3 separate regions of the Mus musculus genome follow, and regions 1 and 3 are each linked to region 2. Evidence: chromatin loops called from intact Hi-C (ENCODE). Cell type or tissue: left cerebral cortex. All regions are shown on one strand.

Region 1 (8,000 bases), 100 kb before region 2:
GGAAGTTCCCTGATGGAAATGTGACCAAGATGAGAGGTTTTCTTTTAAATACAATATAAGTACAGGCCAAACAAGGGCCTTCCCCCAGCCCCCAGATCATGTACAGCCTGGCAATTGAGGGGTCCAAATACCAGGACAACAACTTCCCCTGCCCCAGAATTAAGTGAAAAATCTAATGAACAGATAGCTAACTGGTAGTTCTGCTGGGTTGTTGTTCTTATCTGTAGGACAAACATAAGAATGTGGGGGTATAGGATTCAAGGGGGCATTAATAGCAGAAAGTGACAAAATGAAGGTATCTCAGCCTGTCAGAATGCAACAAGGAAAACCATTGTACAAAGGCTCTCAGATGCTGGGCTGGTTACATTCTACCAGGAGGACCCAAGCCCTGAGCACTACACTGATTCCAAGATAATCATTTAGAGAAATTTGAAAAGCGATTGCTCTAAGCTGAAACAGTAAGAGAAGCTAGCAGGAATCCCCGATGACTCTTCCTATAGAGATGCGCTCTACATAAAAGACCCATTTGTGGACTGACAGCAACTATCCAGAGTCAGCTATTGTAAGTAAAGGCATTAGAGTACTGAGGGACTTGGGTCATACAAAACATGGGAAAACATAGCTGTAAGTTATATGAGATAACAAATACACATCCATGTTGATTATAGGATCAAGAGAGAGCCACCACCTGACCAAGCTACCTAAGAACCAGCCAATAGATGCTTTAAAATGTGTGTATAGGTGAGGCGGGGGTTGGGGGCCTGGGGGGGGGGGGACCTTAAGGGCTGCAGTTCAGATCTCAATGCTCACACCAGTTTTCTGTCAGTATATTTAGATCTATTTCATTGACTTGCAGCAAACAGAACAGAATTACTTTAACACTGACAAATGCCATGTGTTTGATTCAATCCTCATTAAAGGTTGAATAAGTAAGATGGATCTGACAGATTCACTAGTGTAGTACTAAAATTCAAAGACCTAGTCATGGAAGTATTGACCAAGATGTGCTGAGTGAGGATAGATAAAAATGACTTTAAGGGGGCTCCGCGCAGAAGCACTGGGGTATATAGTACACGGGCAGCAGCCAGGAGGGAAGAATGCCTTCACGGCCAGACGCAGCTCGTCACCCATGTTAGGACCCACCAAATGTGGCTGAATGGGGAAAGAGTGTGGAGGTGGGGGGATGCTGAGAACCAGCCACCTCAGGAATGTAATTTGTGATTCCTGCTATTCACTATCACTCCGGAAGTCAGTGTGAATTTCATGGCTGTATCCTGACAGCTGTTCCTCGCTGACTAAGTGTGCAGCTTGAAGGGAGATGGCAGGAAGCAGTGGTTGGCTGGTTGCTTGATGTGGCTGTCAGCAAAGTCCTACAAGGCAGATAAGCCCAGACTGCATGCAGCCACTCAGCCTCAAGGGACAAGAGCAAGAACCTTTACTGAGGATGTCCATGTCACCCTAAAGACCGTCACTGAACTGACTGGAGCGTCAGTATCACGGGGGTTTGGGTCAGTCCTCTCATCAGTTACTAAACCAGACTCATGAAGAAAAGCCAGCGGAGAGCACGAGGGGCCTGAGCTACCTACAGTAATCTGCCAAGCGACTTTCTAAGAAGTGATTCATCCAAGGCCATGGGTCTACAAAAGAGCATGCCTGGATCTTGTTTCCTGATTTGTGAACCCTACTGGCAGGCTCTTAATCCTAAATCCCTCTGCCCAAGAGCTTTCTGGTTTTGCTTGTTTCATAAAAGTAAAATGAGAAAAAGTGATTCAGACTGAATTACAAAGGACTTACGGAATAAACAGTTCCTTCTAGACCAGTGTGTGTGAACTTTTGCTCATTTAACTTAGGTTTGTGTGTGCACATGCACACGCGCGCACACACACACACACACACACACACATACACACACACACACACACACACACACACACACAGAGAACACTGTAAGGATAAAAGGCAGTATGTACCATGTCCACCTGTAATAGCCACAGTCAACATCAGGGCCTCTGGCACTGATCTCCTGAAACTACAGGAAGTTTGTAGTGTGAGTAGCAGGTACAGAATGGCCTTGGAGTTGCTTCACAGAAGGGCTATCATAGGGACTCTCCCTTTACACCATCCACTTTAGTAGTGGACACATGTCCAGAATGAGAAATGCACACATCTCCTTGATGCACACATAATGTATCTCTGTTCTGCCTCTTGGTTCTCATGCCCACTCTTCCCTAGGTCAGGCACCTTCTTCCTGCACCCCAAAATTACACCACCCTAGGCCCTGTGCACCATCCCTTCTGCTTAGACAGTTTCCCCCACATCTTTGCACCGTTGCCTCCTTCTGGTTGTATAGATTCTGACCAACCATCTATTCAAAAAAGCACTCTTCTGTTTCCCCATCTGATGCTGGTGCCTCTTCCTCTACTGTTCCTTTCCAAAAATAGCCAGTGTGATCTTCTTCTTCAATAGATGGCTGCCTAAAATTGTCCTCCTGCCCAAGGTCTGCCTTCAGATTCAACTGTAGCCTCCAGATGGGCAGGGAACCCACGTTTCTGGTGTCTGCTGTTACCTCCAGTGCCTGGTACACAGGAGGTAGTAAGAGAAACTTAACAGATGAGATCTACCCCCATGCACACACACAAACCTGCTCCCACCCCCAAATATCACGGTCCCGTCAGCGAGGCTGCAAAGGAAGGGAAGAGACTCTACCTGGTCTCTTCAGAGGGAGGAGGGAGGAGGGAGGAGGGAGGAGGGAGGAGGGAGGAGGGAGGAGGGAGGAGGGAGGAGGGAGGAGGGAGAGGGAGGACTCTTACCTGGTCCGGGAAGAGTCCATGTCAAGCACCAGCTTGGCTAAATGTTTCCTCTGCTTTTGAATATTTGGAATTTCCACCTGTAGTTCCAGAAGAGAGGAGACACACAGTCAAACCCAAGGTCAAGGTTAATATCGGAAGAGCTAGGCTCTCAGAGAATGCTGGAAGAATTACTGGCAGTCACCTGAATGTTTGCTGCAAGTCTCCCGGTCCTTGTTTTCAGAGTAAAACCTTTTCCCCTTCGCCACTGTCTTGAATCCAGTCATCCACAAGTAGCAATTATGTTTCATGTTTACAATCTAATGTCAAGCTCCTGGATTTATCATCTAGTATAGCTACTGCTTTCCTCCCTCCCTCGCCACTGTGTGTGTGTGTGTGTGTGTGTGTGTGTGTGTGTGTGTGGTGTGAAAATCCACCTGAGAGTTGTCCCCCACATCTAAAGGACACAGTATAGTGTCCTCACCCCAAGCTGCCCACTGCATTTCTAGAACTAGTACTTATCCTGCATACATAGAACACTGTTCTCTTGACCAGTAGGAGATGAAATATTCAATTCCTTAAATCCCTAAGCTGTACCTGTTCTTTCTCCCCGGGACACCCAGCAGGCCCCTCATTACCTGGGGACATTTCTAGGTTCTGCGTATCTCTGCTTGCCCAGGGAAGCACTGCTCTTAGCCACACTCCTGCTCTTAGCCAAACCAGAAACAAACAAATAAGAAACAAAACAAAACAAAACAACAACAACAGAAACAGAGCCAATGGCTTCTGTGTCTACTTCCATAAGGGCCAAAAGCAGGAGTAAGGAAGGGCACACTACCATTTGAGTGCTAGCAGACCTAACTCAAGTGAACAGTTGAGCTCAGAGAAACTGTGGCCTTAGCAGACCCGCGATGCCAAGCATCTGCTGAGGGCTACCACTAGGACATACAGTTTATATTTATGGAAACAAAGGAGCCATGTTAGCATATTTATAGAAATAAAGCAAGGTTTCCCACAGTCAGCAGGGAATAACTCGGCCTCCGTGGAGTTCCTGCAAGGGCTTCTTCCATATTGGTTGTATGTGGATGCTCTTTTTATATTTCTCTTTCTAAAAATGACTTCCTTGAAGACTACAGTGCAGGGTTTTGATTTCGGGCCCAGCAAAAGTAGGGCAGGATGGGAAAATTAAAAAGGAAAATTGGCTATGAATTGCATGGAAATCATCTTGGGGCTCAGGCTTTTTTTTTTTTAACACTCGGGGGAAGCGTGGGGGTGGGGGGATGTGAGAGAACCCAGTGCTCCGTGAGGGAGAGGCTTTCTGCCCACTCAGCTGAGCTGGACTGAGGGATGCATGGAGAGGACAGCTCAACAGCAAGAAGCATCCCAAGCATGCACAGAGCTGGGGGGCAGGGCTGGGAGGCAGAGTGTGGTTCAAGTCTCAGCCAGGGGCCTGAGTTCCCTGCTGAGTCTTGTGTCTCCCCCACCTCACCCCAACACACACACTTTTGGGGTTGTTTCAGGCTTTGGCCAGAGCCTTATAAGGAGCAGGTGCCTCTCAGGAGTGTTCCCGCCAGGGGCAGATGGGAATAAGGTCAATGGTTAATTGATTCCATCCACAGTGTGTGATCCAAGGGCTTACAGCTGTTCTATGCTGAGCCGTCAAAGCACCGTGTCAATTTATTCTTCCATCTCCTTTAGGTTCATACCCAATTATTTATTTATACCTCTGTCTCAGAAAGAATACAGGAGAGACAAGGACATGCTGAAGGTGATCTAGAGATGAAACCAGATGTGGACTGGGCAACATTACAGAGCTTCTAAAACTTCTAGTCGTGTGAGATGACGTCAGTTTAAATTTAAATGGGCAGAAGACAACTAGGATTAAGTCTGAGTCTCCCGGGTTGCACTAATAACCACATTCGATGTGTGTCATGGCTGGAGAAGGCTAGGGGCTAGCTCACAGCACAGGGACAGACAGCTCCATCTCTCACACAGAGCAACTGTTAGGTTTTGTATGGCCAGTGAAATGCAACAGAGAGATCCACACTGAGAGGCCCATAAACCTCCGCGGTTTATCTCAGCGGATAAAGCTGCGTGAGATGGGAACTAGGGAAACTGCCACAAAGACGTTAAGATAGCTTTCTAATAAAATCGTTTAATTTAATATCCTGTATAATCCAGGAAGAAAAGGACACCAAGCAAAGAGACCTTAAGATGCTCTTACATCAGCTCCCCAGACTCCTATGGAGGAAGCTGCCATTCATGACACTAGTTGCTAAAGACTGGAGATGGGCAGGGAACGGGGCGTTGGGAGGGGCCGGGGTGATGGGTGTGAGTCTGCCTGGCTTTGTATGCTTATCCATTCGAAGGTGAACAGAGAAGACAGTGGGGGAGGGAAAGAAGCTGAAAGCTCCACCGTCCTTGGAAATCTTGATCATGGTGTGGTCATGATGCATCCTGACGGAAGACAAGGTCAGCGGCTGGCGAGAAGGAAGGAAACAGTGGAGGGCTGGACATGAAAAGACTGTCACTGTCCCAGGCTCAGCCTCACCTCAGCGAGCAGGAACAGGGGCTCGATCACATCCCTCTCCACTTGCAGCTCAAAGTGGATCAGCTCCTGAGCTAGCTTGTCCTCCGTCTCTCCGCAGAGCTTCAGCATCTTCCTGCAAGCAAGGGGGGAAGGCATCCTGAATATCCTGGACCGCCACATCAGGCAGAGTCATGCTCCAAGTCAGTGTCAATAAGCTGGCTGGTTCCTATGGCTACCGGTGGCCAAGCTGCTCCCACTGACTCCATGTCTGAAGTTATCCCCTACTCCAAACACTGCTGAGGGACTGCCAGGGACAATGGGGATGCATGGGAACTATGAGAAATGGGGGGGAGGGAGGGGGAAACAGGATCACCCAAGCTCAATCCGCCAGCATTGGGATTCAATTGCTTCCTCTCTCGGTTGGGATTGCCGGAGAGAGCAGGTAAGATGGGTCCTCGAACACACCACACCTTCAAACATATACCTAAAACTCAATTCCACTAGGACCGTTCTCCTAAGCCACAAAAACTTACTTAGAACACAGTGAATATTTAGTGTGTATATGGAAAAAGCCAGAAAGTCACCCTACAGATTGCCCAAGACTGACCAAATAGTAGGCAACATAACAAAGAGAAAGTCCATTTTCTGAGAAAAGGGACTATTTCAAAGATGTTAGTTTCTCCCAAATGGCTGTCCTCTTTACACCGTACAATGTTCATTGAAACTCAGGTATGTTTTAAATATCAACAAAAGAATAAGAACACAATTTATTCTCAGCTTACAGAATGCCTTCTCTATTCTAACATGGTTTGTACATAATATGATGCTACCATTTGGCCAAAAATGTTTCCAGCATTGGTTTTATAGTCAGTTTATCTTGCATACATGGCTCTTTCCCCAGTGCGGGGACTGAACCCAGGGCTTACACACACCCAGCAAGAACACTACTAGTGAGCTTCCTCGGCTCTACTTGCTTTTCACACGCATTGATTTTTAGGACTTGTTCATATTTGCTTATGGGAAATTCATCACTTTGTTATGTGGAGTTCCTTTCTATGAACATGCCTACCTCCATGTTAAGCTTTTCCATGATCAAAAGATTTTGGCGACCACACACACACTGCTGTAGTATGTATGTATATATGTATGTATGCATAGCTCATATGTATGCATATACCATATATCATATATCACATCTGCATACATACACATTCATGCCCAGCCTCTTTTCTTATGTTTGAGGGTTTCCACTGCTCTGTGCCTCATGACTCTGAATATGGACATCTTGATTCCTATCAACTTGGTGAATCTGTATGCCATCTCTCTCAGGCTCTCCAAGACCCAGGGTCCATGGAATATCCCTCACGTCCTTGGCTACTTCTGAACTGGGATCTAGTTATTTGAATTTATTTGCAATTCTTTATATACTCATACATCTGGAGGGAAATGAAAAATGGGCTCTAATTCTCTACCTATCACTTACTGTAAGTGTCAACTTCCAGCTTGTGGTTTTAGTCTTGCACCTTTACACGGGTGCTTTCAACCTAGCTTTCTGGCACTTTCCTTCACACTCCTTCTGCTACTTCTTAACTTGTACAATGTTAAGCATTAGTTGTTGACCCCCTAACTATATAAACTAATAATTTGTATTCACATTTCCTCATTCTCTGTTTATTTACATTATTTATATCTTACTATATATTGTAGGCTACCTATTGTCATTCAAAAATCCAAACTTTAAAATTTTTATTATTTTATTATTTAAATTATTATTTTCTGTCTATGGGTGTTTCTCTTCTTCTGTTCATGATATACGTGCAGTGCCTATGGAGACCAGAAGAGGGCGTCAGAACTAGAATTACAGACAGTTGTAAACTGCCATGTAGATGCTGGGAATTAAGTTTGGATTCTCTCTGGGAGAATAGCCAGTGCTCTTAACCACTGAGTCACCTCTACAATCTCCCCAAATCGAAGCTTTTAAAATTTGGAGTCTTTGAAGCATTTTAAATATATATATATTAAAGACACCCCATAAAAGCTACGTAACTATTCTAAAACTATAAAAATCCCAAACTGTACAAACTAGTCTCAAGATTTAAGAGAAGGGCTTACTCCACCAGTACTGGAGTTAAGCTGCACAGTTATTGCATCCTGAGCACTGGGCTCTGCACTCAGGCTTGCTTGCTGTGTGCCTGACTGAGTCCCAAACACCGGCCACTCTTCCAACTGGCTCAGGGCACTAAACATTACTAGGTATGAGCCATGCCTTCTTGAGCTCACCCCTGCTGGACACGTGCCACCCTTGAGTTTATTCCCTTTGGTCCCTCAGACACAGCTGTCTCCCTAGAGTCTTCCTCCAGCATCTCTGGGCTTTGCCATGGCTCTGCCCGTGTTGTTCACCCTCCTCAGGAAGTGAAGGCATGTTTTAGGGCCACAGTTCTCAAATCCCTCTCGATGCTTCCACTGGCCAGGCCTTGGGTACAGCACTGAGCACTGGGCCTTGGGTACAGCACTGAGCAGTGTCTCCTTCTGTTGGGGAGGCTGTTTTAACTTGCTAGCTTCCTTTGCTGCTTTTGGTGGATCGGGAAGCATCGTGATTCTGGTTCTCTGTTAACAGTACAATGCTTAGTTCCAGAAGGTTGTGCAGCGTTCAGCCACTACTGTTCAGGATCCCAAACCCCGAG
Region 2 (8,000 bases):
TGTGTCCCCAGAACCTGCTCTCTGAGCTCAGAGAGCTCTCAGCACTGAGCCAGACCATAACCTCCCTATTTCCCATCACCACAGAAATAGCATTGGAAATAATCTGCTCTTGACTACTAATAAAAGGGATGCTTACAGATCCCTCTAAAACAAATAACCACAAATTACTGTTTTAGTCACATGGCTACTAATTTACTTTTTTAAACAGCCACAAGAAAACAATGCTTCTTATCACCATTATTAAAAAATTACCAATCAGTGTTGATGAATTCCTCTGGTGGAAAAAAGTGGGAGGGGAGGTGATTAATTGCTGCTCAAGGGAAAAAAAAAAAGGCTCCCTCACAATGACTTGCAGAAGGTCTGGGCTGAGAGAATTCTCCAAGAAAGTGAGGCTGCCTCTTGCTGACTGCAGAGAACAGGCAGGCCATCTGAGGGGAGACGGGACAGGCCTGTAGAGTAAGGGGCATGGAGAACCAAGGGCAAAGGGCCTTCTCTGTCCCTCTGCCAGTCTGTCATGAGTGGCTCAGTGTGGTCTGCTAGCACAAAAGCCACACCTCAGCAAGAGGGCCTGCCTGGGCTCCCAGGACTCTCTCTACTGAAGAACTTAAGGGGAGTCTCTGGTCTGGAGAAGCCTGCTGCCTCTCATAGAAAGAGGCTGCAGAAGCCTGCATTGATCTGAGAAGTCCAAATCACAGCCAGCTTTTGCAAAAGCAGGTGATGACTAATCTAGACTTGTTCTGACTTTTCCCCTCTGGTCCTATTGATTGCCTGATGGCTTTCAGAGACCTACTGAAGGACAAGCCGTCGCTTCAGGCAAAGGGTCCTCAGTGGCTTCGGCCAGAGCAGAAATGCCAGCTATGCCAAAAGTTCCTAGAGCAGCCAGGGCTATAAAGAGAAGTCCTGTCTCAAATAACCAAAAAAAAAAAAAAAAAAGTTCCTAGAGCCTGTGCAGCCTCATGCCCGGCCGGGGACCACTGTTCCTAGAGCCTGTGCAGCCTCATGCCCGGCCGGCCGGGACCACTGGCCGATGCCTGGACTGCCTGCAGTTCAACTGTGCAGGCTGCGCTGCGGCAGCGAGGCTTGGCAAGGCTGCAGGAGAAACCAAGCCCTCTCAGCTCTGTCTTGCACACTAGCAGTCGAGGAATAGAAAGCAGAGCTCTGGAGGCAAAATTCATCCTTCCACCCCCCAACTTAGCACCTCTAAACCCACACAACCCAGCGCAACCCAAACAGCCTTGCTCGCACCTACAATGTTACCATCTACAAGCCTGGGGCTCCTTGCTTCCTCTGGAACTCTGCCAGCTTTCCTCCAAGGGCAGACCCCTCGCAGAGCAGTTGGGTAGTCGCCACTGGAACCCATTTCCAAGACCCTGTACATAGAAGGCTAATGTCTTCCAAAGACTGGGTCAACTTTCAAGAAAAACGATCAGAACCTTCGTGGTCCATCTGGTGAGCCCTTCACCAGGCCAGGCTCTCTCCAACCTCATCCCAGCCCTCTAAGATGGCGGCTTACTGTGCTCCCCACCTACAGACCGAAAAACAAGTCCTTAACAGGGGCTGACTTCCGGTTCTTGTATCTTCTCTTCAGGGGCTGACTTCCGGTTCTTGTATCTTCTCTTTCGCCCTGTGCTAAAGTTTCCGCTCAGCTCTGTGTTTCACCCAGGACAAGCCAGATATCACTTCCAAGAAGAACAGGCTCTCAGGATGGGTAGAACCCCAAGTAGACTCTAAGTTTCAACAACAACAACAACAAGCAGCAAATGGCGGCATGCATGAGGCTGAGCCCTCCTTCCAGTCCACAACCCAGCAGCTGCTGCCGCCCTTCGCTCCTCCAAAAAGGCAGCAGCAGGTGCTCTCCCTGCGTCTTTGAACTACTCTCCTTGAGTCCTCTGCTTACAATGCATACATCTTTTGATCCAGTTGCCCAGGAATTTCAGAGAACCCTCTGCATGCCACACTGTCTCTGCCTCCAAAGGAGCTTACAAATCGAGCTGGGAAGATGATCGGCAAGTTAAAGATCACACAACAAATGAACCATCAAAAGCGCAGCACACTCTTAGAATTCAGGCTCCAATGAACAGAACTTCAGTTTGCCCGGCACTGTAATATTCCCAGATCAAGGCACTGTAATATTCCCAGATCAAGGCATTGTAATATTCCCAGATCACGGCACTGTAATATTCCCAGATCGGAATAGTGTGTGGCCCAGAGGAGACAGCCAGTGATTTTACACTGAATAACTGAGCACAACATGCCATCCAAAAAGAGTTAGAATGCTGGCCCAAAGATCCTAAAGCTACTCTTAGCCATTTTTCTGGGGTAACTCCACCATCATTACAATGTCTATATCTCCAAGGGGCAACCATCACTGTTCTCATTTTGCTAATAAAAAAAAATGTGCAGAGAGCTAATCACAAGATCATTAAGCAACCATGCAAATGTGTCCCACTTGATAATCACTTGATAAGCAGGCACAGGCTGGCCAGGGAGAACTTTCCAGAGTAGGGTCGGAAGTGAAGAAACACATATGGGAAAATCAAGGCAGAAACATGTGAAGATGACCAAAGCAAGACCTCATGTAGTCCAGGTTGGCTTTGAACTCACTATGTTGCCTTCCCAATTCTACCTTCAGGCGGATTACAGGTATGTATCACCATGTGGTGCTGAGGACTGAACCCAGAGCTCCATACATGCTAGACTCTTCCTATAGTTGCTATGCTAAGTTGCTGATTTCTACTAAGATATGCCCAGTTCTGAGAAGATAAGCCAATGCCCAGAAGTTTTTCATTTGTAATAATCCCAAAACCTGTGAGTTACAGAAAGTGAGCTAGGTGGGGAGTGGTGGAGAAGAGCAGCTCTCAAGCTCACCTCTCTACCGGAAAGAGGTCACTAAGGCCTCTCTACAAAGCACTTTATGACATCACACCTACCATCCAGACTTCCAGCACTATGAGCTGCTAGTGAGTGGAGATACTAAGAAGCAAATCATGGCCCCTTTCCCAATGCACAGGTTGAGTCTCTCAACATTCTCAATAGGAAGAAGAACCCCCACGCTACCTCCTTTCATTCCCATCACTGGCCAGAAGTAAACCATTTCATCTTGGCAATAAATATTGACCGAGCACCAACCGTCTACAAGGCACTGCTCTGTGCCCTTGGCATGCGAGGGTGATCAATACATTCTACTGGAGACAGACGGGCAAAAATCAAAAAGGTACAAGCTTTCAAACTGTGGGGAGTAGTGGACAAAAATGAAAAGAATGATGGGTAAGAGTGAGGGAGCAGGGGTTTTATCTGAGCCTGAGAGCCAAGTGCTGATTGATGAGAAAGCAATTTGGGAAGACCACATCCTCAACCAGGTAGTAAAAATTGGTGGTCAGCAAGAACAAATCTCTAAAGTGGAGCTGGGCTTCATGTGTCCGAAGCACAGGAGTTCAGGGACAGGGAGACAGGAAGACAAAATGAGCATGCTGAGACAAAGGGGGGTCCAGAGGGATGTGGCTACTGAAATGCTGGGGCTGCTAAGCAAAATGATGGCACTGGAAGTGTTGAAGCAGTAGAGTATCCTAAACTAATTTTTGCTTCAACAGTTTACTCTAAACTTCACCAAAACAGACACAAGTCAGGCCTCAACTTTGTACATGTTGGTCATCCACCTAAGCGCTCAGCAGCTCTGGCATAGCAGGGTGCAGCCCCTGGATTTGTACTTCTAAGAATGTTCTTTGAATACATAAGACTACTTTTTACAATAATAATAATAATAATAATAATAATAATTCAGTCTGCTTTTGCCTATTTTTCATTTCCTCCACGAATGACAGTGAAAAATATAGTTCCTATGCCCATGCCTCAAAAATCTCACAACTTAAAAACAAGTCCTGAAGGAAGATAGGAGCCAGGTGTCTGGAAGCAACACGAATGCCTTCCCTGAGACATCTATATCCGAGCACCAATCTCTAACACTCCAAGAGAACACCAGGCTACTAAGTGGACTGAGAATACTCCATGAGAAACAGCAACCTGTGGTCAGAGTGAGGGGCCCACCCCTGGGATGTCTACTGCCATCATGTATGCCAGAGCCCAGGGAGTGTGATCCAGAAGCCAAGACAGTAAAGAATGGTCAGCTTGACAACCAACAGCTACACCCCCCAGTACCAGGAAAGCACTATCTCAGCATCCAACATACCAAAGACAGTCCACGTGAGGCTATATTTGTGGCAATACCGTGCCAAAAATCTGGGCTAATCTGACTCTGCTATTCATAAATTCCCCCCTCATGTTAAAGCACATGTGTTTGGGAAGGGAAAATGAATCCAAGTCTAGTTTAGAAGCTTGGAAACGCTTAGGTTACTTGGAAACCATCTGGAGTTCCTGAAAGCATGAGAAGCCATCACATCCCCTGCCCTCAAATGCCCACTGTAACTAGGGCAGTATGCTTCCCTCATGTCCTCTATTCTCCAGGGAAGTCCCCACCCCCACCCTACCAGGTGCCAGCTCAAGCTCCATTTCCCACCCAAGAAAGGTATTTGGTTTCTCAACAAACCTGGCCGAGAGCACTCTATGTGTGGAGCCTGCACTTGAATTGCACCCAAGGCTTGGTTCTTCCCTTTCTGCTTACTTTAAACTGCACACCTAAATTCCTTTAACAACCACACAGAAATCCGGCCCTGGGCACACAGATTCCATGAAAAATCCCCCTCTATCTAACAAGCCTGTGTTTCAAGAATGTCTAGCTTTGGACGGGACCCACTAAGAATCCTTATGTAACCTTAATAGATCTTGGCACCCCACAGATCCGCTCCTGGAGACACTGGCCCAGATCTAGTCCATGTTCACCAAGATGAGAGCAGTCTGGGTCCTGCAGATTCCTGGGGCCAAGCTGTTCTGGACTGGGAGGGAGGAGAGACTGTCCCATCCCCTACCTGGCTGAGAGCCTCTGATCCTCCTCTCTCTGATCCTCCTCTCATCTTCCAAGGGAGTTGAACCTCACTTTCGCAGCCTCCCTCCCTCCCTCCACTGAAATCAGTCTTGGGACCGAGCCTACATCAGCCAGCACCTTCCCCCTTCTCGCCATCCTTTCCCCACCCCCAAACGCTGAGGAAAAAACAGCCAGGAAAGTGATCCAGCATCCCATACAGTCACAGCCCCTGAAAACAAACAGGGCTCCAGTGGGGAAGGAGGGTGTCGACCAGGCCCAACACTACCTCAGGACCCTAAGCAGCCCTGAACTGGGCGCAGGGAGGAAGAGATCTCCAGAGGCAGCCAACGACTCGGCAGCCAGCAGCTCCAGCAGAGCAAACACCTGTTTCCAGGAAGAATCGCTACCAGAGGAAAAGGGAGTCCCGAGGAAAGGCAGAGAGGGCGAGGTGAAGGGGCAGCTGGGGACGCAGGTGAGGATGCGTCACTCTCTGAGCCTAGACCGGCGAGCGAGAAGCGAGCAGGGGTCGGGAGAGGAAAGGTCTCACCAACGACCCGCGCGGACCCAGGAGGGACGCACAAGCTCCAGGCCGGGCAGCTCCATCACCTGCGCCTGGCAGATGCAGCCCCGCGGGCGTGCCGGCCCTGGGCGGCCAGCGGGTGACCTACCTGCCCACCGTCTGGTTGGCCAACTGGCGCATGCGGTTAAACTGCTTCTTCATCGTGGCCCCGCTGCCGCGCTAGCCCGGGAGCTGGGGAAGGACTGAGCTGCCCGGAGCCCACCGCAGGGTTACATGGCTCCCGCGCCCAGCCTCCCGGGCGACGGCGGCGGCACTGCGGAGCCTGGGGAGCCGCCTGGCCCGCGCCCAGCCTCCCGAGAGCACCTCCGCCTAGTCCGCCCGCCGCATCCTTCTCTGTGCCACGCCCGGGGCCGCCCAAGGCGCCCGGCGGTCAGCCCCAGCTGTAGCTAGCCCCCAGCCCCAGCCCGGCGAGCGAACCGGGGAGTCTCCGCAGGCTGGCTAGCCAGCTGGCCGGGTGGTCCCCGTGCGCCTGTGCGGAATGCGCCGTGCATGCTGGGACTTGTAGTTTGCCGCTCCCACCTTTCCTCTGTCCAAAGTTTGTAGGGACAGCTTTTGTGCAGAGGTGAGAGAAGACAGTATGACCAAGACGTTTAGGCTTTAGCCTTGTAGTAAAGGAAATACTTTCGTGCTTGAATAGTGAAACCAACGACACAACAACAAACAGAGTAAACGTCTGACTCCTATTTTCTCTCAAGCGAATGCGAGATGTTCAGTGTTGAATTCATATGAAGATATGTTAGGCAGATGTGTTCGTTAAATTGTATAAAGTCACCTTATTGGTGTTCAATCACAGTGTTAAGCTTGGGACAAAGGGGTTTCGAACTAGGCGTAGCATGCATCCCAAAATGCCATCCTTAATCTTTTTCAAACCCAGTAAGTAACCAAAAGTTTACATAAGATTGAATCAGTAACGTCTTGTCTACTAGCACAACCTGAGACAGCTTTCTTGTATGATTTAGATTCTATTACCATAGCTATGTCCATCTCCTTACCGCCACTAGACCTGAAATGGTATCAGCTGGGCAGCCCACTGGCATTTACCAGCTGGTTGAAAGAAATTGTGGCTCATTAGACTTGGAAGGTGGCAGGTGAGGGGGACAGCAAATGGCTCAATAGGTAAAGAAGCCTATTGACCTGTGTTCAGTGTCTAGAACATACACGGTAGGAGAAAATTAACTCCTGCATGTTGTCTTACGTACACACACACTAAATAAATATAAATAATGTAAAAAAAAGAAAGAAAATCACATGTGATCTCAATTAGTTGTCATCTTTATATATATCAAGTCAGAGTTGTTGGGCAGTAGAGACATTGGATCAAACAAATGTGAGTCTTCCCATTAGAATCTCACATATTTAATCAGCAATTTTAGGAAAACTGCTGGGACTCTCTCATCTCCAGCTTCCCTATCTCAAGTAGAAAGCACTGCTGTTTGGTAGATGGAAATGAAAGAGTGCTGTTTTCCAAATCTAACTACATACAGGCTATCATGTAGTCCACTGTGGCAGATACAATGGAAGATAGCATAATGGGAAAATCCAGGATCATTCCTATTATGAAAATAGTTTAAAAAAAAAAAAAAAGGAAGAGCATCCATCTATGACCCGAGATTCTCTGCAGTGTGTTGATTACAGTAGAAAGATGCCCTAAATATGGATGTAAGTGTCTTACTGGCCAGCGGAACAAATGATGGTTTGAGGCATGTTTTGGCTGAATGAACATGAAATCTTTAATTAATTGTGAGCTCAGCCTCTGCTTATTAGGTCAAGAGTTCTGGTCAATTAGCAGTGAAGGCATCGTGCTTGTGACTGACTGTATGTGGCAACATACAGTCATGTCAACGTCATGTTTATATAAACAAAGTACTTCTATTTTGAGTTTTTAAAAATCCTTTATTCATTCATTTATTTATTTATTTATTTATTTATTTATATTTATTTTAAACTGCAGATGTTATTCCCCTCCTGTTCCACCCTCCGACCATTCCACATCTCATACCTCCTCCCCACCCCCCTTGTCTCCACAAGGATGTCCCCACCCCCCACCCCACCAGACCTCTAAACTCCCTGTGGCCTCCAGTCTCTTGAGAGTTAGGTTCACCTTCTCCTGACTAAACCCAGACCCAGCCGTCCTCTGCTGTATATTTGTTGGGGGCCTCATATCAGCTGATGTATGCTGCCTGGATAGTGTTCCAGTGTCCAAGAGATCTCAGGGGCCCAGGTCAATTGAGACTGCTGGTCCTCCTACAGGGTCACCCTCCTCCTCAGCCTCCACAGGAGTCAGCAACTTCTGTCCATTGGTTGGATGCGAATATCTGCATCTGACTCTCTCAGCTGCTTGTTGAGTCTTTTGGAGGGCAGTCATGATAGGTCACTTTTTGTGAGCGCTCCATAGCCTCAGTAATAGTGTCAGGTCTTGGGGCCTCCCCTTGAGCTGGATCCCACTTTGGTCCTGTCGCTGGACCTTCTTTTCCTGGAGCTCCTCTCCATTTCCATCCTTGC
Region 3 (8,000 bases), 92 kb before region 2:
CCTAAACGCAAGAAATAGGTTTACAAACATGCCCCTCCTCACTTCTATCTGGAAGAACAGATATTAATCACCAGGTACCTCCAGATCCCGAGACAGAGTCACAGGAACCCACGTTGTAATTTTTGCCAGCTCGTCCTGCCTTCTGTCACCTCCCCACAGCTTCCCTTCCCACAATCTGCCACTTAAGAAACTCCTCTCCCTTTGTCTCCTCATTGCTACTCTTTTGTCAAAATGCTGTACAAGCCCACGTTCCCCCCACCACCACCCCCACCGCCCCGTTACTCATCGCCTAACTACCCCGTGTGCATGCCTTACACATGTTGGGAGTCCTGGCGAGCTCTCAGGTGTTAATCTGATCTGCAGGGCCCTGGCCCAGGTGCCTAGGAAGGCGAGAGGGAAAACGAACGTCTTCCTCCTGGACAGCACAGTAACTTCAAGTTCTTCTGGGTTCCACTCACCGCATGGCTTCCCTCTGAATACAGTCCACTCCGTGAAACTTCAGTCCACTTGATATGCAAACTTTACCTTCAAATTCACGCTGCAAGGCCTAATTCGAAGCCTGAAAATCCTGTATTTTCCCTTTATTCTTCGATAATGACTTCGTTTAGCATAAACGGCGTCCAGTTTTCTTGAATTCCTACTCCGTACCGGAACACATCCCTGACCACTCCCTGACATTTATTTAGCTCACGAATGTTATCAGCTTAAGGCTGTTAGAGGCAATCACCTTTATCCTCTGGCTGACTTTAAATGGCGATTATCTTCCTGTAGATCACAGAACTTTTCACACTCCTTTATTTAAGAGACATGTTTGCCTTCATACCCACAGCTCAAAATCTTCAGCTCCAAACTTCCCCTTCTCCACTTTCTACCTCAGTATTCTGGCTAGATAGGTGGCTCAGCTGCGCAGTGCCCAGTGCCCCTGGTAACAGGGCTCTCGCTTCCCCGACTTCTGCCTCACTGTGTTGTTTCCAAGATCATCCACTCTCCCTCGTGTATAAAGTCTACTCTAGCTCACCAAAGTTTTATCAGCTGCTTGCTTTCAGTTTTAAAGAGTTCAGGTTTTGGTTTTTGTTGATTCTGCTCTGCCCACGTGATTCAGTTTCCTTTGTCAAGGACTTTGTTTTTGATTCGTTACACTGAATCACTCCAGTTTATTATTTTGCACTTTCTTAAGAGTTGTTCTGTGATTCTTGCCTCCTATGGTGCTGAACTGGCTGCTGAGGGGTGGACACTGACGATTTCTCAACTCCAATGAGCTTGTCTTGTCTTGCTGCCAACAACATACCTTCAAGACATGTAATGTCGGTCATCCATCGGCTTCTACGCGAGCCCGGGGATCTCACTGTCCTTCGCCAGACTTCCCTTCGTGGCACAAACAACAGCACCTTGGCTAGGGGTTTTGATTTGTCCTGGCAACAACTCCCTCCGCACCCAGAACTCGATTGCTCTGGAGAAAGGATCCCTATGAGCTCAGCAGCCCAAGACCAAGCTCCCAACCCGAAGATTTAGTTGCTCAAGAGGGACAAAGGGCAGGGAATAAGAGTCAGAGGAGGCAGGAGATAGAGGACGAGGGAGAAGGGGAGGGAAGAATGGAGAGGACATAGGGATATTGTCCCGGAGGACAAGGATTGGCTCTAGATACAGAAGAGACAGATGCGGCCTATAGGAAAATAGTGGTTTATAAAGGTAAAGGGGAAAACTTGTAAAGAATGAGGTGTCTAATTCTAATGGGGCTTGTTAATTAGGTTAATTAAGTTAATTAGCCAAAGGGGGCTTCTCATTGCTAGACTTCAGTACTCTGATAGCTGGACCTTGGTGGTCAATCACCAAAGGAGGACGTGGGCAAAGAAGGGAATAGATGTTCTTGGCTAGCTTGAGGAATGTAAGCTAATGGGTTTTAGCAAAGCGGACGGAGTGAGGAGTAGGGCGAGGCCTGCCAGAGCCATGTTTGTGAGCTGACTAGAGTCCCTTCACCTGGGGCTCCAGGAGGCGTCCTAGACCCTGACTGCAGATGGGAACTCCTCTAGACTTAGTACAAGCACACACATGGGGTCACCTTACCCAAGAAGCGTGTCATCGCCCAGGATCGCGGACCCCTCCACCAAGCACTGCGCCAGAGTCGTCAGAGGCAACTTTTTCTGGAAAGGAAAGAAATGGCCCACTGAAAATCTTCCACCCGCATCCTCTGAAGCAACAAAGCCAAATACTGGGAAAGATAGTTTACTAATATAACTGTGGAATAAGCTAACTTCAGAACATGTTTAATCTTGAAGTGCTAATAAGGGCTAGACTTAAGAGATAACACAAATTGGAAGCGTAGTAAACAATGTATTGCTTTAGTGAACGAGCCCATCCCTACATTTTAAAGGTGAAGTGGGATAACAAAAAGGGAGAAACAGACTATTTCAAAACCATGCCAATGGAGGTTTGAGCAATGCAGCTCTTTCCTGCATAAGACTACCCACCCCATTCTATAAACAAGACAGCACATACTCAGCAGAGCAAAAGTGTTCACATAGGACTGCAGTGCACAGTAAAGGCCGGCGGGCTCATGCAAAGGCGCTCCAGCTCGTTAGTGACTCAGGAAACCCAGCCAGGCATCCAAACAAGGAGCCTCCCTCACCCACACTCACCTGGATTTAAGTAGAAGATGAACATTAGCTTAGCATGTGTAGAAGGGCATTCTTTTAATTTTGGTTGTGAGCCTAGCCTTTAATGGCTGAGCCATCTCTCCAGCCCTAGAAGAGCATTCTCACTGGAAATTTCAAACAGTCCTTCACTCTGGCAAAGTTCAGTAGCAGCTTAAAGACTAACAGAAGCTGCTGTTCCACTCCTGGGATGCCCAAAGGTCCCTAGGAGGTGTAAGCAAGTATCAGAGCAAACACACGATCCCCAGTGTGACCAGCAGCCTCCATGTGACAACCAGAAGATGGAAACAATTCAAGTATCCATGGGCTAAGAGAATGTTGCCTATCCTTGTAAAAGGCCATCTCTTGGCCTTCACCAGATGCCATGACGGTGCCTCAATTCTTGTGCACCCTTCTACTAAAAGTCTAACCATAGCTCATCTCACTCTTGCATGTGTGTTCATTTTTACTCTCTATTTTCCTTACAAACGTCAGTATACACTTTGATATAGGTTCATGTGTATAAAAAGTTTGTCCCAGCTGGTGGTACTGTTCTGGAATACAATGGAACCTGTCTTGGTCATGGAATGGTGGAATGGTGAACGTTACAGTCCAGCAGGGATACACATTTGATAGTTACATGTCAGCCGCAGTTCCAGCCTGAGCTCTCTGCTTTCTGATCCTCTGACATGTGAGCAAGTCACAGCACAAGCCCTGATGCCAGCCAAGTCTTCTCCCCATGATGGATCCTGAAACCCTGAGCCACAATGATCCTCCCTCCTTCTGTGAGCAACACATCACTCCTGTCTCTGGGTCTTGTCCTCCTGGGTATGTAGAGATTATTTTTCACATCGTTTCCTATTATTACATCTAGAAAATGGAGATGGAAAAGACAAGGAGGTGAATCTGAGGGCTTGGATTCCAAGGTCAGGAAGCGGGTGGGACGGGTAACAAAAAGAAAAGTGATGTTTTTATTTATGTGGATGGGTTAGGAATCAAGAAACCAGAAGGAAGACATTAGGGGCAAAGAAAGAAGTAAAGGAGGTGGTGCCTTCACGGCAAGGAAGATGGGACAGCCCACCATCAAAGGCAGCAGATAGGATGGAGGCTAAGGGGCTGTATCCCCAACAAGCTACAACTCACTTCTACTTCTAAAGGAATTCCCTGAGGCCAGGGTAAGGGATCTACACCAATAGGTTCCGTAGCCACCTTATAGCTAACAACTGCCCATCACCCAGGCCTTATCTGCTTTCTCCCATCCTCTGCCAAACTCCTCTTCATATGAAAGGACACATCCCCTCTGCTAAACACATCCCCTCTGCTAAAAACATCCCCACTGTTGCCATGGATCCCTGCTGATCCTGATCCTTGTTGAATGAACGAATTCTGTAGCAGGCTTCAAGCTAGCCTGTGGTTTTCCGGGTTGAAGATAAGCTCTTAGAATTAACTTGTCACCCGCTCTAGAGTTCAGGCAAAAACTCAAGAATAAGACAAGAAAAGACAGAGTGTCCCCAGGTTTAGATGCATCCGCCTGTCATATCTGAAATGACTGTTCTTTCTAAAATTATCCTGGGCTTAAGAGGCATGGATTGTAAGATGACTCAGGCATAAAATCTCCCATACTCTGTTCCCCACACATATCTGTATTTGTGTTCTCTCATGTGACTCTGAAAACTACTTCCCACTTTCCTCTAATTCTCAGTCCTAGAAATCAGTGTGTGTGATTTAGGCTCCGAAAGGCCAAGGCTTCTTCTTGCTCAGACCAGACTAGGTTTCTGTGGGCACCTGAGGCTAGCCCAGGGCCTTGCTAACAGCCACAGGTTGAAACTCCTTAGTACTTGCACAAATTAAGCACAGTACAGTCATTTACAAGTACTATCTCATTAAACTCACAAATGTCACCACATGGTAAAAAATCACCGCTATCACCACTTTCAAAATGAACCAGCTAAGGCTTATGAAGCCATTCACTCCCTCAAGGTTCTGCAGGCAACACGAAGCAGCAGCTTCACTTCGCTGGAGACCCCAGGCTGGACCTCAGAGCCCTCTCACGAAATTGCCTGTTGTTTTAAATTGGTGGGCCAGTGTGTCAGGCAGATCCTGTGCCTCAAATACTCATGGACTGTCTGTTCCTGACATTGGTCTATTTTTATCACCGCCTACCATGTGGCGGGCCCTGTTTTAGGCACTGAGAACACAGCTGGTGAAGAGCAAACCCCTGTTCCCATGGAGCTTGGTTACAAGTGACAGAGACCAGTGATCATGGTGCTTCAGGCACTGTGAAGAAAACAAGGTGGGGTGATGAGCCATGGGAGAGGAAGGAGATGATGCCCTGGGTGCATCTTTGATGATAAGATGGAGCCTGAGAAGAGCAATGAATAAAAGTCACTGGCCTGAAATGCTCAGAAAGAACTGCACACAGGGGTCAGAGCAAATCCAAAGGCTCTGAGGGAAGGCGGTGCTCTGAATATTAGTGCAGTCCGAGAAGGATAACAGAACGACGGGAGCAAACGCTGAGCTCAAAATCACAGAGGAAAGGCTCAGTGAGGAGTCCAGACTCCTCTGCTCCACAGTGGATGGGAGTCCTTTGGTGGGACTCCACAGGGACAGTGGCCTCATCTGGTGCCCATACTAAATACCTGCGTGGGAGGCAGCCGACGATGAGATACGGAGAGAGAGAAGACTGATGAGAACCACCATCAGATGACAACCATAGGGACAGGGGCAGGGATGCAAGGCAAAGCAAAATGGAAATTCACAGAAGAGGCAGCAAAGCTTCTGGCCAGCTTGGCTGAGAGTTCACAGGGGAGGGGGTAGCATGCTTGGCTGGGGGTTCTGGAAAGGAAAGAATAACCTGTAATATCTGAGATGGAGGTTGGAGCCAGTGGGTAGACCTTCGCTAGATCCTCCTAAGAGAGCCTCCAGTGTTACAGGTCCTGGGTTCCTGACTCAAAGGCCATTAGTTTTCTCAGCTCCTAGTTTCCTCTGGGTGATCTCAGCTCCACAAAGTCAGTGGCCACTCAGGTCCCTCTTCTCTGGTACATTCAGGGCAGAGTCGGAATACCCTGCCAGCAGTATCTGTTCAGGATGCTGGCTTTTCCAGCTCCCTGTTCCTTGTGGCCTTACCGAGGTCATGCCCATATATGTTTAAGTGGCCTTCCCTTCTGCCACGCGCACAGCGGTGAGCAAATGGGATGCCATGACACCCGTAAGGCTGAGGTCTAGGTCCTAGCCCTGACCTATCGGGCGTAACTAATCCCCCGCAATCCTTACACCACCTCCCTCCTCTTTCTCTGAAGTCCACTTGCCCTCCACATGGTTTGTTTCTGAAGAATGTCTGACTCCTTCCTGGCCCTGCATCCTTCGGGTCTGACCATCTTGTCTATGTCTATCACAAGCCCACTTCCTACCATGAGATTCCTAGTGATCTGCTCAGTAGCACTAGGAAACAATCAATGTAATTGGTGACCATCATAGAACCTGCTTGTTTCTAACCTGGGCCTTCCAGGACAGAGGTCCATCCGAACATGCTTCTTGGCACATACACTACCCTATGTGACAGACATGGTACTCTCTAATACTTGTTAAACAAAGGAGGCAAACCATTTATTTTATTGTATGAGCTTCTCATAAGATATGCAGAGCTCAGACCCCTAACAACTGACAAGTTACCTGATTAAGGATGCAACATGGAAATGAGATACACATGCTTGCCCCTCTCCATCCTATACTGGGAACCCAGATAAATCAAGCAACCAAGAGTTGCTAATACTCTTCTCACCAACAAGGCAATAGAGACTTCCCATCTGCATGGGCAAGCAGCTATAGCTTTCAGGACCACAGTTAAGGCCTACCCAATTTCTGGACATAACATAGAATGCAGCCAGAATTTCCACATGCAAAGCAACCAATCCCAAGGCCCTGCTCCACTACTTGCCTTCACAAGCCCTCTCCTGACCATAATCCAAATATCCAGTCATGCCACTAGGAGGTGGTACCAATTCAGGAGTACAGCCCATCACCTCACAGCCTGAAGAAATTACTCAACCTAACCAGAAGCCTTCCACCTGCCTCCCTTCTTCCTCCCTCAGAAACCATGATAAAGGTTTTTGTTTACACCTCACTTCCTGACCACACACCCAGTACTGCCCTGTGTGTCCCCAGGAAGCCTGGCAGGGCCCCTTCTCCTGGGGGCTGAGTTACAAACCATTCTCCCCACACTCTTACCTTCAGACCTGTTGACTATGACCATACCTCAAAATGATCTAGAAATAAGCCAACCTCTGCTAAATGGAAGGAATTTGCAGAACTCCCAAACCAGCTAAAACTTCACACTTTAGATAATTCTGTCTTAGCCCAGGAAATACATTAGGGTCAGTTCACTGACAACTTTAAAGTCTAGCTTCAAACCTCCAGCAGTAACAGTGAAATTGGACTCTTCTGTTTTGTTTGTCAACAGGGTCTCCTGCAGCCCACCCAGACCTCAAACTTACTATGTAGCCAAGGCTCCCCTGGAGCTCACGATCCTTTGTCCACTTCCATTGTGTGGAAGTTACAGGTGTGTGACACCATGCTTGGCACTCACATGAAACTCGTGAAAAATATACTACACTTAGAATCATTTACTTTGCAGCAGAAGAAAGGCTGTGGGTCAAAGGTGACCTGAGCTCCAGGTCCCCACCAGGAACATCACCCTGCGTACCACGTTAGAGCATCTTTGATAAAGGGAGCTCATACCCGCAGGCACTTTGTAGGACTGCAAGGGTCAGCCTCCTAAAATCCCTGACCCATGCAAGATTCTCTCTAGATATTTTCCAGATCCAAGGAAGTTTTATTTATATCAGACATGAGGGATTCCTACAGAAAACAGAGTTTGAGTATACCCATTCTGAAATCCCCCCAAACCTTAAATGCTCTAAGATCTTAAATGCTCTAAGATCTGAAGTGTACTGAGCACTGGCTGTTTCCAGTCAGTAAGCATTCCATACCTGGCCACATGTGATAGCTTGCAGTGAAAACAGAAACACACCAACATATCAAATAACTTCATCCCCAGGCTATAGATGACACAAAGACAAATGAGTTTCATGTTTAGGTATGCCTCAGCTCCAGGATATACCATGAATGTTCACCGATACTCCATAATCCAAATATCTGAATGTTTCAAGTACTTGGACAGTAAAGAGAGAGAGAGAGCTAGCACAGTCCAGCTGGTGTCAGTTGGTGCAGGAGACAGAAGGAAGCGTGGGGCACATTCTCTCATTCTGTGACTCTCAACAGCCAAGGCTAAGACTGAGGCTCAGGGAGACCACTGCAAACAAGCCAGCACAACTCCAAAGGAAAACTAATCCAACAAACACCAACCACAGA

What was found. A loop is a pair of places that touch in the nucleus more often than their neighbours do. Peaks named below come from ENCODE experiments on the same cell type or tissue, not always from the same donor. Only the 100,000 strongest peaks of a DNase experiment are listed, where the experiment ranks them.
Region 1: a loop joins it to region 2, with 4 times the contacts of the local background. A loop is called at or near these places in 4 of 42 quality-filtered maps.
Region 3: it touches region 2 in a loop (4-fold over the local background); 4 of 42 quality-filtered maps call a loop at or near these places.

The regions. Positions count from the first base shown.
Region 1 is chr11:65,054,487-65,062,486 of GRCm38, forward strand. It overlaps Arhgap44 (Rho GTPase activating protein 44), which reads right to left. Exons shown (of 20, transcript NM_001099288.1): 5 at 5,338-5,449; 6 at 2,811-2,887. Among named protein-coding and RNA genes, the nearest start is that of Elac2, 79 kb to the left of the region's middle. In left cerebral cortex, a CTCF peak has its summit at 7,138 (motif pointing right); DNase peaks (open chromatin) are centred at 1,324, 2,470, 3,945 and 7,173; H3K27ac peaks cover 425 bases.
Region 2 is chr11:65,157,000-65,164,999 of GRCm38, forward strand. Arhgap44 (Rho GTPase activating protein 44) reads right to left here and starts at 5,962. Exons shown (of 20, transcript NM_001099288.1): 1 at 5,587-5,962. The coding sequence starts at 5,639. It overlaps 1700086D15Rik (a long non-coding RNA gene), which reads right to left and starts at 2,901. Exons shown (of 2, transcript XR_003949567.1): 1 at 2,869-2,901. It overlaps LOC115487730 (a long non-coding RNA gene), which reads left to right and starts at 2,881. Exons shown (of 3, transcript XR_003949568.1): 1 at 2,881-3,214; 2 at 3,822-5,390. In left cerebral cortex, no CTCF peak of the experiment used is centred here; DNase peaks (open chromatin) are centred at 749, 1,157, 4,260, 4,667 and 4 more places; H3K4me3 peaks cover 2,339 bases; H3K27ac peaks cover 1,525 bases.
Region 3 is chr11:65,065,016-65,073,015 of GRCm38, forward strand. It overlaps Arhgap44 (Rho GTPase activating protein 44), which reads right to left. Exons shown (of 20, transcript NM_001099288.1): 4 at 2,065-2,141. Among named protein-coding and RNA genes, the nearest start is that of Elac2, 90 kb to the left of the region's middle. In left cerebral cortex, no CTCF peak of the experiment used is centred here; DNase peaks (open chromatin) are centred at 141, 4,183 and 4,802; H3K27ac peaks cover 1,480 bases.